2 separate regions of the Homo sapiens genome follow, and region 2 is linked to region 1. The links are chromatin loops, found by intact Hi-C in ENCODE. Cell type or tissue: PC-9. All regions are shown on one strand. Each heading gives the region's core, and the rest is flanking DNA. Links, peaks and the distances in the headings are about the cores only.

Region 1 (8,342 bases), core at 133-8,132:
TCTGTCACATCAGCCCCATGCAATTGGTAAAATTCATTGGTTTCTATTGCCCTTGGTAGAGACACTCTGACTTGCTGAGCCTAATTCTTAGTATTCACCCAGATTTGACAAATGAATGCCTCCAGGAAAGGGAAAGAATAGGTGATTGCCAATTTCCCTAGGAAGGACTTTTCTCTCTCTGGAACATTCATGTAGTTCTTGTTTCCATACATCTTCAATGTCTTTAAAAACTTGATTTTTGTTACCGTAGGAATGCTGACTTAACAATATCCCATCTGGAAGAATTACTTCATTTTTATTTTCATAGCACTTACTGCATTTTAACATTCTATACAATCTACTTATTAATTATGTTTATTGTGTGCATCTCTCTCCCCTCTCCCACCCTGCTAGAATGTAAGCTACACAGGGATAGGGGTTTTTGCCTGTTTTGTTCACTGTTAAGTATCAAGCATCGATAATTTTTCCAGCAAATCATAGGTCTTGAATAAATATATATGTTTAATAAGTTAAGTAAAAAATAAGCAATGTTTATTAACTACTTAATTATAATTGAATAATATTATGTGCATGCATATTTATAAAACATATTTTATAGAGTTTTAATGCATAGAAAGTAATTAGCAAAATATCTAGTGTGTAGTAACTACTTAATAAACATAAACCAGATGAAAAGGCAAGATAGGAATTATTGGGAGAAAACGGCAGGGCAGGAATCTGTCTCATTAAGGTACAATTATGAGAGTTAGGGAATGGAATAAAAGAGCTTGGTTGCTAAAAGTTTATCATTAGAATGGAAAGAATAATACATTTGTAAAATCCTGGCATTTGTAATAAAATAATTAGGCTAGAAACGTATGAATCTTTGAATCACATGATATTTTTCTTTTCTCCCAGTTGCTTGAAGGGATATGTCAACAATAGCCTATCCTTCTTTGACCTGAGTGAGCTTGGTATGGGAAAATCTGGTTATTGCAGGTACTTATAATAGTTATCTTTCCTGCTTGCTTTCACCATTCCAAGTACTCCCCCCTGCATGTTAATGAGGACATTTAAACTGTTATTTTGGCATTTTGGCAAATCAAGAAAATTTGGGCCTCCACTCTTTGATCTCTATTTGTCATTCTCTTTGTTTTTGTGGATTTCAGGTACAGAGACTACAGAGGCCCGCCCTGGAGTTCCAAACCCTATGAGTTTACTTTACAATACTGGCATATCCTTGCTGCTAGATTGGCCTTCATTATTGTGTTTGAGGTTAGTCACAAGCTGAGATGAAAATTACTATAGATAAATGCTTTTCTAAATGATTTATCAGTTGCCTCTTTGAAATCAGTTCCTCAGACTTCCATAAAAACACTTAAGTAGGTCCCGTAAAAGGCTTTAATACAATGAAAGCATTATTACAAGTACAGAAAAGCAAGAGCTGAATAATGTAAGAGTGTACATTAATTTAAATACCAGGAAATCAGCGTTAATAAAAAAGCTACTGCACAGTTGAGCTGAAAACTTTTGAGCCTCCTACTTTTGAGCCTTTTAGTAACCAAGTTTAAAAAGGAAAGGATGATTTTCATCATCCAATAAAAGAATCCATATCGATTCATTGGGATGGAAAAAACTGATTTTCTGAACAATCAATTCCAATTACAGTTGATCACTTATATATTTGTGTAAGCAACACTGGATGGTTCAATAAATTGTGCTTGAGAACATTTTATTTAAAAATTCAGAGACTTTGATTATCAGATCCATACAATAATATCTGATTGTAATCCTGTGAAGAAATTTGGCAGAAGCTATTGTATTATTGCCTTGTTTAGCATACAATTATTTCAATACAGTGAATAATTTAGCACTGGGATATATTGAGTATCTACTCTCTGAGGTACCACTAAGGTCAATAAAAAGACTTTAAATGAATCTGTTTTATATGGCCACACCAATTAATTCAGAGAAAAGGTAGCTATGACTAAGACTTTTGGAACAAATATTTTTAAAGGTAATACACCTCTCAACTGATCTCCAAAAAGTACTTCAAATTTTTTAGTGAAGTATCCTTCATCTTTAAAATGAAATGCTTACCCCTAAGGGTATCATCGAGGACTGAAATTCTGTTATTTAACGACTTTGCACCTATATACATGTCTCCTGATGAAGTGAGAGTGTCTAATATAAGAGTTAAGGCATATTTCCAACCCGGTGATTAAAAAAACTTCTGTTGTGTTTTTATTTACACTTCTCCCCCCATCTTATTTTGGAGCTCAAATGAACAAAGTTAATAGAGTGCATGGATTCAAAGCAAACTGTCATCATTGATCCATGTAATTTCCTCACTATTTTTTTCTTCTTCTTTCACCACTGCTAATTCCATTACCCACCCATTCCAAAAACATCCACTCCCTTTTCATCCGTATAAATTCTTCCACATATTTACTTGCACATGTGTTTGTTTACAAAAAAAATACATAGTATTAATTTGAGTGTTCTTTTTCAAAATTACTTCAATGGTATTGTTTCATGAAACTTATTTTGTGCCTTCCCCATTTTACTGTTTTTAGATATATAGAGAGCTAGCCATGAGATTGATCCACGTTTAGAACATTTTTTCTGTCTTCCGTATGATATTTCATCAAATGTATTAATCCTTTGTCAGGTGGATAGTTTGGAAATATTTTCCCCATTCTATCAGTTGTCTATTCACTCTGTAGATGTTTTTTATTTGCCATGCAGGAACTTTTTAGCTCGATATGATCCCATTTGTCTATTTTTGATTTTATTGCCCATGCTTTTGAGTTCTTACCCCAAAAAAATCTCTGCCCAGGTCTATGTCCTAAAGCATTTCCCCAGTGTTTTTCTTCTAGTGGTTTCATAGTTTCAGGACTTACACTTGTCTTTAATCCATTTGGTAAGAGATAGGGGTCTAGTTTCATTCTCGTGCACATAGATATCCAATTTTCCCTCCACCATTTATTGAAGAGACTATCTTTTATTGTATTAAATATTTTCCCCTTAGAGCACCATTTAGAATGAGTTGAATAAACTTTTTAATTATAAAATACTTCTGCATTAAGTTCTAATAGTCAGTGTTATTAAAATTATACTAACTTGGCCAGGTGTGGTGGCTCACGCCTGTAATCCCAGAACTTTGGGAGGCCCAGGCAGGTGGATCACCTGAGGTCAGGAGTTCAAGAGCAAAGAGCAACATGGAGAAACCCCGTCTCTACTAAAAATACAAAATAGCCGGGTGCAGTGGCGCATGCCTGTAATCCCAGCTACTCAGGAGGTTGAGGCAGGATAATCACTTGAACCCAGGAGGCGGAGGTTGTGGTGAGCTGAGATCACACCATTGCACTGTAGCCTGGGCAACAAGAGTGAAACTCCGTCCAAAAAAAAAGCTATACTGAATTATTTTTTGCTCAGGGACTTGAAGCATATCCCTACTAATTTAATTATAGCAAATGTTTTGAATTTTATTCCTATACCCTTGAGGCACATTCCTGGATATTTCTGTGAATATCAAACATTTTATCAAGAAAGAAACTTCTGATTATTTGCTTTTATATGGAAAAATATGACCTTCCTTATTATGATCTACTTTGCAGTACAGTCTCTTGGGACACATATAATAAGCCCAGTTAAAGTACCTTGAATTCTTCATAGACTATTATCTACTAAGAATCCATTAGGAATGTATTATTTTCCACAGGTTATGCTAACTCTATTAGTATCATGTTTTTTCCTTTCTGAGAAATTGAAATATCTACTCTTCTTCATAGGAAAAACAGGATGCATTTATAATAACAGGAGGTAATATTTAAGCAGGGCTCACACTATGACAAGCAATCCTTGAGCCATACACACACACACACACACACATATATATATACACACATACACAAACATGTATATGTATATTGTGTATGTGTATTTGTGTGTGTATGTGTATATATATTCATTTAATACTTATGCCAACCTTTAAGAAGTACTACTATTATCACCACTTTAGGGATATAACACAGAATATAGGTGATTTGCCTGAGGTTAAAACAGCTAATAAGCATAGGATTCAGATTCAAGCAGCCTCATTCAACATGTATACTTCCTACCACAGACATACTACCTTTGAGTTTTATTCCTGCTTTTTTTTTTTAATGCATTACTTTTGTCAGTTCATTTTTCAAAATATCGGCCAGGAGCAGTGTCTCCCACCTGTAATCCCAGCACTTTGGGAGGCCAAGGTGGGAGAATAACTTGAGCCCAGGAGCTCGAGGCCAGTCTAGGCAATGTGGTGAGACCTCATATCTACAAATTTTTTAAAAAAAATTATCCAGGTGTAGTGGCAGGCAACTGTACTCCCAGCTACTTGGGAGTCTGAGGCAGGAGGATTGCTTAAGCCCAGGAGATGGAGGCTGGAGTCAGCTGTGTATATGCCACTGCACTCCATCCTGGGCAAAAGAATGAGATGCTGTCTCAAAGAAGTAATAATAAAATAAAAGTAATATGTTTTTTATCATAGAATTATTATGTAATAAAGGTAAAAATATTTAAAGCAGCTATGATGATATATGAACTTAATAGACATGAAAAATGCATTTTCTGAGTTTGAGTCTAATGCTAGCATAACAGGCAGACTGCATTCTATGTGGTTTACATGATATGTGTTATGATCTATTGGACATGGGTTCTCCCTGGATATGATCTTTCTCATCTGTGTGTAACAATTCATGTCGTAATAATATTTCATAATATGTAAAGATTTTATAGGAGTGAATTTAAGATTTATTCAGTGCTTATAAAGTGATATCAACATGTTGCAGCAATAAGAGGAAGTAATTCTTTGTTTTGTCCTAATACTTAAGGAAGAAAGCAACAGTAGTGTTTTCAATATAATTTTTGAAAATATTAATATTCTAAATGGTACATACTAAGTTCTGATGCTTGATTCAAGGCAAATGCAACATTGTTCATTGTTGTACTGTTTTATAATTAGCATTTCAGAATCTTTGAAAACTGTCCTTTTCACATTTAAATTTGCAGCACCTTGTTTTTGGGATTAAGTCATTCATCGCATACCTGATTCCAGACGTACCAAAGGGTCTACATGACCGAATACGACGAGAGAAGTACTTAGTTCAAGAAATGATGTATGAGGCTGAACTGGAACATTTGCAACAACAACGGAGAAAAAGTGGTCAGCCTGTTCACCATGAATGGCCTTAGTTGACACCTGTTACCCATTAGGGGTGATAACATTAATGGGAAGAAATGATGGCAACTTTGAATGCTAGGTGAAATCTAGGAGGAAGGCATACTTGGCAAACCACATGTATAATATGCTACTTGGAAATGTATCACAGCCATCTCTGGGATTTGAAATATCCAGACTTGTAGGGAAGAAAACAATGACTTGACGACCTTAAAAAGGGTTAGATTGACATTGCAGGAAGCCAGGATGTAATTCTCAGAACCAGTCTCAGGGAGATATATGCTTGGAGAACTCTGCCTTCCATCAACTGCAGTGTAATGGGAAAGAGGGTGGTGAGGTTTTGAAAGACAGATTTCCATGTAAATGTGCACAAGCCAGGCATGGCTTAAAATATCATGCAGTCTTCACTCACATACTAATTTGACTTTGGAAAGTATGGTTGAGTTCAGATACTTATAAGAAATGACTTAAACAAATCCTTGCCTTGGCTGCCAGAACTCTACATCCCTTCAGTTTACAGGTTGGTAGGAATTGCCCATGTCTCTTGCTGAGATTATGGATCTGTGCCACAGGGGATTTATGCTGCTTTACATTGACTATGCAGTTGAAGAGTTGCACATCACCTTTAGTAGTCAAACCAAAAATCTAAGATTCCAAAAAGAACAGCATTCATTGAAATAATATTCCATTGCATTGGCTACTTCAAGTCTCTTTTACCCCTGGCAGAGCCAGTTGCAGTGCAATTTTTTGTACTAAATGCCAATAAAGCCACATACTTATAAACTATGAATGGCTATTCTTATATAGTTTAGAACACAACTAATCCATACTTTATTGTGGAAGGCTGTTTTATAGTTTATTTAATTTTTTCTCTATGATTTATTACAACTCTCACGGAATATTAACTTGAAATGCTGTAAATACGTTGGTTTTCCTTGTCCCTTTGCACCTTGACAGTACGTAGTATACATTGTGGTTTATGCAGCTCTGACACCAGTTTTTGCTATTGTAATATGTTTATTCGGGAAAACTGAGGCCAGATGCTCTGCAACACTTACGCTTTTTCAACAATGTGCACTCTTACTCATGAACTAATGAAAATAATGCATGAATATAAATCTATATTATTTGCTAAAAAAAGAAAAAACATTTGTGTTTTAGTTTCTTTTTTCATGACTGAAGGGAGTTTTATGTTATTATTTCTTCCATAGTTTTGTTTTGGTTTATTTTTAACAACGCTCTAGAAACAAAGTCAAATTAATCACAAAAGACATAATTTTGCTTTGTTGTGGAATTTCTATTTCAACGTCAACTCTGTATCTATGAGTATGTCTGTTCCACAGACAGATGAGGCAGGAGTGATGGGGCACTCAAGAAAGTTCAGAGGAGGCATAAGCTATGGAGGTTGGAAAGGAAGAAAGAGAAGAGCTGAAGTAAATGTATGGTAGAAATTAAGACGTTTCTTTGCAAAACAAGGAAATCACACATATGCACACATACATATTTATGGTTACTATGATTGTTATTATTTGTCCAATCAAGCAAAGCACCATTATTTCTAACATATAAAAGACCAGATCAAACACAATGGAAATAAAGCTACTACATATATATGCCAGTATTTCTCTAGTAAGATTATGTTTCTCTTACTAGAAAACTATTTTCTAAATATTAACACTGAAAATGTTTTGTTAGCTTTTCCTTCTTTCTCTCCAGAAGAAACATGGATAGATGATAGCTGTTTCATTGTTTGTTTTTGTCAAGCATATTCACTTTCCTCCTTGTCCTCTGATTCTGAGCAAAGGGCCTCAGACTCTGAACTTCCCTCAAGTGCCGTTGTTATGTGAAACTCTTCCATTCAGATTCCAGAGAGGTTCTCATGCTCCCCCCCCTCCTTATTTGTAGCAATCGTAGCAACTAATTCCACTAAGTACAAGGGAGTTTTTTACACTCCTCCATTTTTATAGCATCTGCATTTCTTTTTCTTTGTTAGGTACATGTATACACCTGCCTGAGTATAAATACTCTCTCTACCTAATAATAACATCAACCAACATCTTTTCCAAATTAGGGCCACAGAACAGCAACATTTGTCTGACAGTAGTATAAAGAATAATGATAGCTCTATCCTTAAGAAGTATTTCCTTTCCTTTTTATATAGTCCCGTTAGGGTTTAAAACCATATTGATCAACTAGAAAGAAAAATATGAAAAGAGAAAAATATTTTAATTTAAAAATTGTAATACATTGATTTATAAAATGCCTTCTCTGATACTTTTGAAACAGATGTGAAAAACAGAAAAAGAAAAAATTGTCTGAAATGTTTATTTTGCAAAACAGTGCAATAGAATCTAGTTATGCCTTCATCACTGTTGACAGTAAATACTGACAGCCCCTTGCAGTGTGTTAGTTTTAGATCACTCTGTTTTAGTTGAGAGAAATGTTTTATATCATGGTTTTTATATGAATACAAATTATTTCTCAAAGATTTATAGCACACACTATTCTCAGGAATTCTGTATTACATGAATGCTGCTTATATATTTTCATATTCTAACTTGTCTTTTCAAGCAAATAACTAATATATATGTGCATGCAGTCTGCCTTGACAAGTTGTTCCAAGCTGAAGAGCTTTCACTGTACAATGTGTGGAAAATCACCATAGATCATGGCTGAAATAGTTTGTAATTGTCTGAGTCTGTGCACGTACTTTTAGATAAAATGCTGCTGAGTGACTGCATGATGAGATACAACTTCTGAATGCTGCACATTCTTCCAAAATGATCCTTAGCACAATCTATTGTATGATGGAATGAATAGAAAACTTTTTCACTCAATAAATTATTATTTGATATGGTATTTTCCCTATAATTTGCATGTTAAGTTTAATTCTGCTTGCTTTTTAAATATTAAATTGAAATTTGTTTTCTATGGGGAGGGGGTGTTGTTCATTCTTTAACTCTACAAGGCTAGCTTCTTATTCTTGCAGGCCATTACCGTACTCTTAAAAAGGTTTGACTTTCTTCTGATAAGATCATCATTTTCTTCAAGGCGTTTGCACATTATAAAGTGCTGGTGGGGAATCACACGTATCTAATGCTTTGTACTAGACACAGATAAGAGAAGAAGCTTGATTAGT
Region 2 (8,342 bases), core at 286-8,285, 62 kb before region 1:
CTCGGAAGTTAGGAATTCCCTTTCTCTCCATATTGCTGCGTGGGCATAGGGGACTAGGTAAGCATACTTAGAGTCTGTATACATATTTACCCTTTTTCCTTCTCCTAATTCAAGTGTATAATGGCCCCTGCTTTTGCTAGGATGTCTCTCTCTAACAAAGGAGTGGGGCTTTCAGGCATAATTAGAAAGGCATGTGAAAAGAGTAAAGTTCCCCAGTCACAACTTAGTGTCTGGGAGAAGTATCTAGTGATTGCCTGTCCTAGGACCCCTTGGATAGTGACAGATCTGGAGGACAGATGTCCGGGGCAGGACAGTAAGACTAAGAAGGCCGCGCCAGTGTCCTGGGGACAGTTAAACTCCTGGCCCTCAATGGTCAAGCATACCCGGGGCTCTGTGAGGGTGATGGCATGGGCTGGCGCTTGCCCTGGGCACCCTCAGTCCTGCTGCTGGATCATCTGGTTAGTGGCTTCTGACCCAGAGGACCTTCATTCCCTGGGGAAGTGGGCCTTCCAGTGATTCCCTTCACATAAGGGGCATGGACAAGGAGGTGGCTTATTTCTATTTGGACAATCTTTTTTAAAGTGTCCGTGTAGGCCGCAGTGGAAGCAAGCCCTATTAGGCATGTGATTTGCCCAGCCTTTCCCTGTTCCAGAGCCTCCAAAGTCCGCTTGCCGAGGGCCATGACTAAAGCGGTGGCCTTCTTTTTATCCTGTTCGTCCCGTTCCGCCTGCTCTTCCTGATCTCTATTATAAAAAACCAAGGTTACCAAGTTAAATAGGGTTTCTAAGTTTTGCTCGGGGCCTAAGGCGGACTTTTGAAGTTTTTTTCTAATGTCTGCAGCTGACTGAGTGATAAGCTTATCCTTTAAGATTACCTGGCCGTCAATAGAGTCAGGTGACAGAGAGGTATGCTTCCCCAATGCCTCCCTTAGTCTCTCCAGGAAGGCAGTAGGATTTTCTTCCTTTCCCTGTGTTATAGTGGACATCATTGAATAATTCAAAGTCTTCTTCCTAGTTTTCCTTAGTCCTTCTAGCATGCAAGTTAGCAAATGTCTGCGGCACCAATCTCCATCTTCTGATTTTGCGTCCCAATGAGGGTCTACACTGGGAACTGCCTGCTGGCCTGTGGGGAATCATTCTCTTTCCTCTGTTGTCATCCTATCATTGAACTGACTGAGACGCCAGAGATCACCAAACTCTCGGGCTGCAGCTATGGCGGCACTTCTCTCATTTGGAGTTAGTGCCTGATTTAGCAGTAACATTATATCTCTCCATGTCAGATCAAAGGATTGTCCTAACCCTTGTAAAACATCAATATAGCCATCAAGGTTATCTGAGAATTCACCTAGGTCTATTTTAATTTGCTTCAAGTCTGAGAGGGAAAAAGGTACATGCACTCTGACTGGGCCAAATTCTCCTCCTCCCACCACTTGGAGGGGGCGTAATCGGGTAATACTGGCACTCTTGGGTTCATTGTTTACCCCTTTGTCTATCTCTTTTTGGACTGTTTGGGTTGAAGGGGGGTCTTTATTAGTTGGGGAAGGAGCTGGGAGAACACCAGGGCAGGGAGGTAGACTCTGAGGGCTTCCTGTAGGGCATAAATTACACTTTTTACATAATTGAGAGTTTTCTCTTAATGAAAAGAAAGTTTGCACATATGGCACTTCACTCTATTTGCCCTCCTTTCTACAAAGGAGATCTAGCTGTAAGATGATGTTATAATATATACTTCCCTCAGGGGGCCAGGTTTCTCCCCCTTGAAGAGTATATTGTGGCCTGGCGGGACTGCAGAAGAATATAAGTTGTTTCTTTCTTAGCGTATGAGGGTCAAATTGGTCCCAATTCTCCAGAATACATCTTAGGGGCATTTTTGCCTTGGGGGGAATGTTTCCCATCTGAAAAAAGAACATAGGGATGCCAGGATCCCCAGTCATTTTCCAATGAGCTTTAGTCCTAGAGCGTCCTCTATGGTGTTAATGCTTATTCCTTTCCAGGGTGTGTAACCAACCATGGACCTCTGCTTATCGGATTAGTTACACTCACCAGTGTAGCAGTCCTGCACCCTTTTTCCTGCCTTTCTTGACCACAAAGAAAGGGGTCCAGGCTGCTGGATTCTAGTGGTCCTTTACCAGCATGCCCAACATTGCCTTTGGCTCAGGGGTGAGTCCTAGAGCTGGGCTGGATTCCTGAGTACTTCAAACAACCCAGCTGCCCCATCCAGATTCATTCCCATAAACAACAGTTCTTATGCGAATTCGTTTTGGAGAGGGTGTAGGTAAACTTTTGACTCAGTATTGAGATAGAGTTGTTTTTTTTTTTTTTTTTTTTTTTTTTTATTCTGTAAGTACTTTAAGGCTTGGCTGAGTGCAAACAGCTCACACGTTTGAGCAGACCAATTATTAGGCAATTCTCCTAACTCTGCTTCCACAAGAGTCTCCCTATCAATTACTGAATACCCATTGTGGTTTTTTCTCAATCACCCGGGAGGAACCATCTGTCGTCCTGAAGGGAGTTCCTCCTAGGTCTGATCGGACTTTGTATGGTAATTAAGATTGAAATCCCCTGTTAGGAAATCTGCTGGGTTAAGAGAATTTTCAGTGGTTAGTGTTAAATCACCTTTTTCTAACAGAATAGCCGCATACTTTAAGATTTTTGAGTTAGTAAGCTACTTTTTTGCTTTTTTTGATTTAGGATAGCTCTGAACTGGTGAGGTGTGCTCACAATGAGGTTTCCTCTAAAGGTTATTTTTCTACTTTCTTCTGTTAGCAAGACAGTTGCCGCTACCAATTGAATGCATTTGGGCCATTCGCGGGTTACTGAGTTAAGAATTTTTGATAGGAAGGCTATGGGTTGTCAGTGGTCTCAGTGTTTTGGGCTATGCCCTTGTTTACATTGACAACAAGGTAATATTGGAGTGTTATAGGGTCACGGAGAAGACCTTCAATTATCAATTACAGGTTTTAAATTTACCCTGGCTTTTAAAGGAATAGGGCACACTGTTTTTCCTTTACTATTTCTATCTTTCTCTTTCTCTCTTTCTTCTTTGACTTTCTGTCTCTCTCTGTTTGACTCATCTTTTGTCTCTGTTTCTTCCTCTCTCTCTCCCTCTCTGCCTCTCTCTTTCTCCTCTCTGCCTCTGTAGAAGGATTTTGGAAACATAGTGGAAGGACATTCGCTTGTTGCCCCCATTTGCCACTATAGGAATATGTGCCTCCCTTTAATTTACTCAATTCATTTTCAACCTGATCTATTATGTTGTTGTAGACCCAGTTCCAGTTGTTAAAGTACTGGGTTATCAATTCTAAGGCCCTGGCAAGGGTGGTGGGGAACGGGTCCCACATAACTGCCCATGTCGAGAGCTGTATGCCTGAATTGGGAGAGTCACCAGGGCCAAGACTCCCTGGGTTCATTGCCTAGGTGCTTAAGGACACAGCGTAGAGCTTCCTTAGATCCCTTTGGAGATACAACCTGCTCTAATACTTGGGAACGGAAGTGAAAGTCTGAAGCATTAGTACCTAGGAGGCAGGGATCAGAGGAAGTAGATTCAGAGGTAAGGAGAATTTTGGGGCTACACTTTCAAGAAAGTCATGGTTAGGACCCAGGAGATATGGGTCAGAAGGAGAGGTAGGGGCACACACATGGGCAACTGTTGAGTAGAGACTTCTGGCTGTGCAATGATCTCCACCGGCCAATGCCAGGAGTTCAGGACGACAGCTTTCTGCCTCTAGCCGACCCTCGGCTTCCCTAGGAAAATTGTGAAAGCAGAAGCTGGTTCCAGGCAGAACAAAGCTCCCAACACAGAAGGGTTGGGGGTTGTTAGAAAGCTTTTTCCCAGGAAACCTCACACCTGAGTCCAGCAGCCACGCTAATCGTTTTTAACTGGCTGATGGGTGCCCGGTTATTTTCCTCCAATTCTAAGGAAGGATAGGACAGAATAGCAAGTGAAAGTGGTTCAGTATTACTCACCGCTTTGGAGAAGCGCCGTACGGGCCACCAAATGTTACCGGCGGGTCTTTGTTCTTAGAGTTCCCAAGATGGTGGCAGGCCACTCCCAAGATGGGGCGGGCTGCTCCCAAGATGGCAGCAAGCCTTTTGTTCTCTGACCTGGGGTTCTTGGCCTCACGGATTCCAAGGAATGGAACCTTGGGCCATGCGATGAGTGATATAGCTCTATTAGAAGCCATGGGTCACAGAAGGAACCATGGAACCCAGTGACTAGTGTTCAGCTGGATTAGGACGAACCTGGGCACTTAGCCGTGCAGGAACAACGGCAAGCCTCTAGCTGGATCCAGAGCGGCAATGGGCGCCTCGCTGAATCAGGAGCACAGTGGACACCCTGCCGGATCTGGAGGGGTTGAAGTCAGCGGTGGGTCTGTGACAGTGGCAAACAGCAGTGGTGGACAGCAAGCAAAAGCTCAGCTCGAGCCGTAACAAACACGGACCAGAAGAGTGTGCAGTTGCAAGATTTAATAGAGTGAAAACAGAGCTCTCATACAATGGGAGGGGACCCAAAGAGGGTTGCCCCAGTACCACAGATTTCTAAAACATATATGTGAGTTCTTAGTTGTGTCCACAAAGTCTTGAATGGTGTAAGATAGAGCCCGTCTAGAAAAAAAATAAAACAGCAATCGTTTTCTTAACTGTTTAAACGGGAAAGCTGACAGTTCAGGAATTTCTTTACTTTTTCCACTGAGTCCTTTTCAGTCCATGTAGAGTCCACCCAGAATATGAATTTGGGAGTTTCTTCTCTTGTCTTTCTTTTCTTCTCCTTCACCACGAGAGTTTGTTCTTTTGTTCTCTCTCCTACACCATCTCTCTGTAAGCTCTGGACGAGTAGCATTTGGCCTTTATTGTGATTCTTGGAGAAGGCTTTATTTGAGTCTTTAGATAATTTTGAATAAGCATATGCAGGTCAAAATGGTCAATATTTAGCTCAGTAATATTGATTGCATCATTTTGATGAGCTGTGCTGACAAAAAGTCCCTGCTTCTTGGTTCCAGTAAAAGAAATCACACCCCTCTAGCAGTGTATGCTAATAGATACACTAATTAATGATGTATAAACACAGGGAGAAGAGGAAAAGGGAAAAATAAAATTTTAATTTATTATTTTCATAATTTAATTTTAATTATGAGATAAGATATCTCAATATAAAGAAGAAAAGCAATATGATGTGATTTGGGTAAAGAATTATCATTTTTATATTTTATAGCCACAGTCTTCCTGGAGTTTTGGAAAAGGAGAAGGAGTATACTGACCTATACTTGGGACCTTATCGAATGGGAAGAAGAGGAGGTAAGATGTTAGGATACAAGGAAATAGGGAAACTGGGCTATTACAGGATATGGAAAATTACTGCCCTAGCATTCCGGCTGGAAGCAGTTAACCACCATTAGATTTTTCCCTTGATCTTTCCTACTAAAAAGATTTATTATTTTATGAAGATAATAGAGATCAATGAAGTATGTATTTTTCAAACCACTTCTGTGATGTTTCTTTAAATTACATTAGTGGAAAATTATGCTAATTTCAATACTGCTCGGGATTTATTTGGAAGGTAATTTGATGTTATTTTTAAAAGGTTGCTTTATTGTGAAGACTTAATACAAAAGTAGGCCAAATTTAGGAGTATCGTATCAATTCTTGGGGGTATGTTTTTTTAGTTTATGGCTTTGATATTTAGATAACTTTCGTTTCTCTCATAGGAAACACTTCGTCCCCAGTTTGAAGCCAAGTATTACAAGATGGAGATTGTAAATCCCATCACGGGAAAACCTGAACCACATCAGCCTTCCTCAGACAAAGTCACTCGTCTTCTTGTTTCTGTCTCAGGAATATTCTTCATGGTAAAGTATAGGCATCGATATCAAAATGTTTTGGGATTCTAAATTTAGAAGTAAGTTCAATGATACCAACTCATTTTGTGACGTTGAGAATGTCAGAAACCTTATTCTTTCCAACAACTTGGTAACACGTACAATTAAACAAACAAATCACAACAGGTTATGGAGATTTTACAAAGGCAGTTTGTGCACCTTTTTAAAGAAAATACTCTTTGGGAGAAACAGAGACCATCTAAGATAAAATGGAAATTATATCAGTTGACCTGATGGATTAGACATCTTGTGTTAAAAATGAGCATTCCATTTAAGAGGACGTTGGGAAGAATTTGCATGTTAGTGTGATAACTTTGTTATCATACTAAAACAACAAATTTTGTCCTATTTGTTTTGACTAGAATATAACTTCCTTAAAGGAGAAAATTAAATCTAGATATCCTTTCTTGGAAAGGTAAATACCTTCAATTCTTGGGGACAGTAGATTTGATCTACGGTTTTGCTTTTGACTTGTTAATGATGTAAAATATGGATGTTTTTTCTGGTGTCCAATATTGTAGATATCCTTGGTGATCACTGCAGTGTTTGGAGTTGTGGTGTACCGCCTGGTTGTCATGGAACAGTTTGCATCATTCAAGTGGAATTTCATCAAACAATACTGGCAGTTTGCAACATCTGCTGCTGCTGTCTGTATCAATTTCATAATCATTATGTTGCTGAATCTTGTAAGTGTCTATAATGTTATTCTTCAGTAGACAAAAAAGGGGTGGAAAGGGGAGAGGTCTATGTTTCCTTTATATTTGAAATGTATTTACATGGAGCCAAAATAAGACCAAGCCACATTTCTGTCAATGACAATTCAGTTTAACAGAAAAGATTTCATCTTTGTAGTTTAGATGATAGATTTTTGAAATTAAAATAAATGCTAATTGTATTATCTTCCCTGCATTTTGGGTTTATAATCTGATTAGTGATAGCTTCCATTCAGTTAGTATCTCGTGTGTGCTAGAGATGGTGCCATGCACTTTTCAAACAAATAAAGAATTGTTTGGGCTTTAAAATCATCCCAATAAACTCCATTTTATGGGAAAACTTGTTGGAAAGATATGGGAAAATCTTTTTGAAAGCGAAGTATTGTTATCTACTAGTCTTCATGTGAAATGAAAAACAGTAAGGCAATTATTCCAGTTTTCTTTCTCTGGAACTACTGTTTCTCTCTCCCTTGTCTTCTTCCCTCTTCTCTCGTCTCCTTTCCTCTCCTCTCCTCTCCTCTCCTCTCCTCTCCCCTCCCCTTCCCCTCTCCCCTTTCCTCCCCTCTCCTCTCCTCTCCCCTCCCGTCTTCTCTCCCCTCTCCTTTCCTCTCCCCTCTCCTCTCCTCTCCCCTCTTCTCTCCCCTCTCCTCTCCTCCCCACCTCCCTTCCCCTGCCCTCCTCTCCTCCTCTCCCCTCCCCTCTCCTCCCCTCCCTTCTCCTTTCCTCCTCCCCTCCCCTCCCCTCTTCCCCTCCCCTCCTCTCATCCTCTTCCCATCTCTCCTCTCCTTCCTTCTCCTCTTCTCTCTCTCCCTTAATCCCTCCCTCTCTCACTTCCTCTCCCTCCCTTCCTTCCTCTCCCTCCATTCCTTCTTCTCACTCCCCCTCCCTCCTTCCCTCCCTCCCTTTCTACCTTCTTTCCTTTCTCTCCTTTTCCCATTGCTTCTCTTTGCATGCCTGCTCTATTCTATCAGGAAGATAACTGTTTTTTGCCTAACTATACCATTTTGTCATAGTCTGGCATGCTGTGGCATTGCTACGCCTTTATTCTTTGACTCTCTCTATGACCATGTTCCTCATGTTTCAACTGCTTATTTAACTTAAATCATCCAGTATTTTTATGTGCTAGTTACTCAAAGAAAGCACCTTTTTGTTTCAACATCGCATGCACTTAATGACTTGTGGACCAAATATCCATGGTTAATGGGACAAGAGTATGCATAGGCCTACCTCTTCAATCAGGTCTATCAATGGGAACCAATTTCCTCTGAAAATAGAAGGCACCTATTGGCACATTAAGGATAATATCTTTAATTCTTCCAACAGCTCCACAAAGTCAATTTATCCTTCATTATGTAAATAATGAAACTGAGATTCAAAGAGCTTAAATAACCTGCATATAGTAAGTGTTAATGTTAGTATATTTACATCATGAGATAATTTATATGATATAGCTGAGCCATACATAAGTAATAAGGTTGGTATTATAGATAGATAATATGCATTTGGTTCCAAATGTGATTGATACTCATGTTACTTGTTTAGCCTGGAGGGAGTTGAGACCATTTGCTATTTAACTTTAAAACAATAATCAGAGAAGATCTTAAGAGAAAAGTGAACAGTCACAGTTATAAATGAGTACTCATTATTATGAGGACAATAGTTAACATATTCTACTGGAGTTTGCTTTGCTCGGGTCCAGTTTAGTTTGTAGAAAGTGAATACTGTTTACATTATCTCTAAACGAGCCATAAAAT

Evidence for each region. Hi-C counts contacts between places; a loop is a spot of excess contacts. Peaks named below come from ENCODE experiments on the same cell type or tissue, not always from the same donor. Only the 100,000 strongest peaks of a DNase experiment are listed, where the experiment ranks them.
Region 2: a loop joins it to region 1, with 13 times the contacts of the local background. A loop is called at or near these places in 3 of 110 quality-filtered maps.

The regions. Positions count from the first base shown.
Region 1 is chr11:26,655,228-26,663,569 of GRCh38, forward strand. It overlaps ANO3 (anoctamin 3), which reads left to right. Exons shown (of 27, transcript NM_031418.4): 25 at 898-978; 26 at 1,149-1,254; 27 at 5,035-8,062. The coding sequence ends at 5,217. Among named protein-coding and RNA genes, the nearest start is that of SLC5A12, 63 kb to the right of the region's middle. In PC-9, for the core only: no CTCF peak of the experiment used is centred there; no DNase peak of the experiment used is centred there.
Region 2 is chr11:26,593,154-26,601,495 of GRCh38, forward strand. It overlaps ANO3 (anoctamin 3), which reads left to right. Exons shown (of 27, transcript NM_031418.4): 15 at 5,212-5,294; 16 at 5,705-5,845; 17 at 6,397-6,561. It overlaps LOC107987160 (a long non-coding RNA gene), which reads right to left and starts at 4,021. Exons shown (of 2, transcript XR_001748157.2): 1 at 3,966-4,021. In PC-9, for the core only: no CTCF peak of the experiment used is centred there; a DNase peak (open chromatin) is centred at 6,438.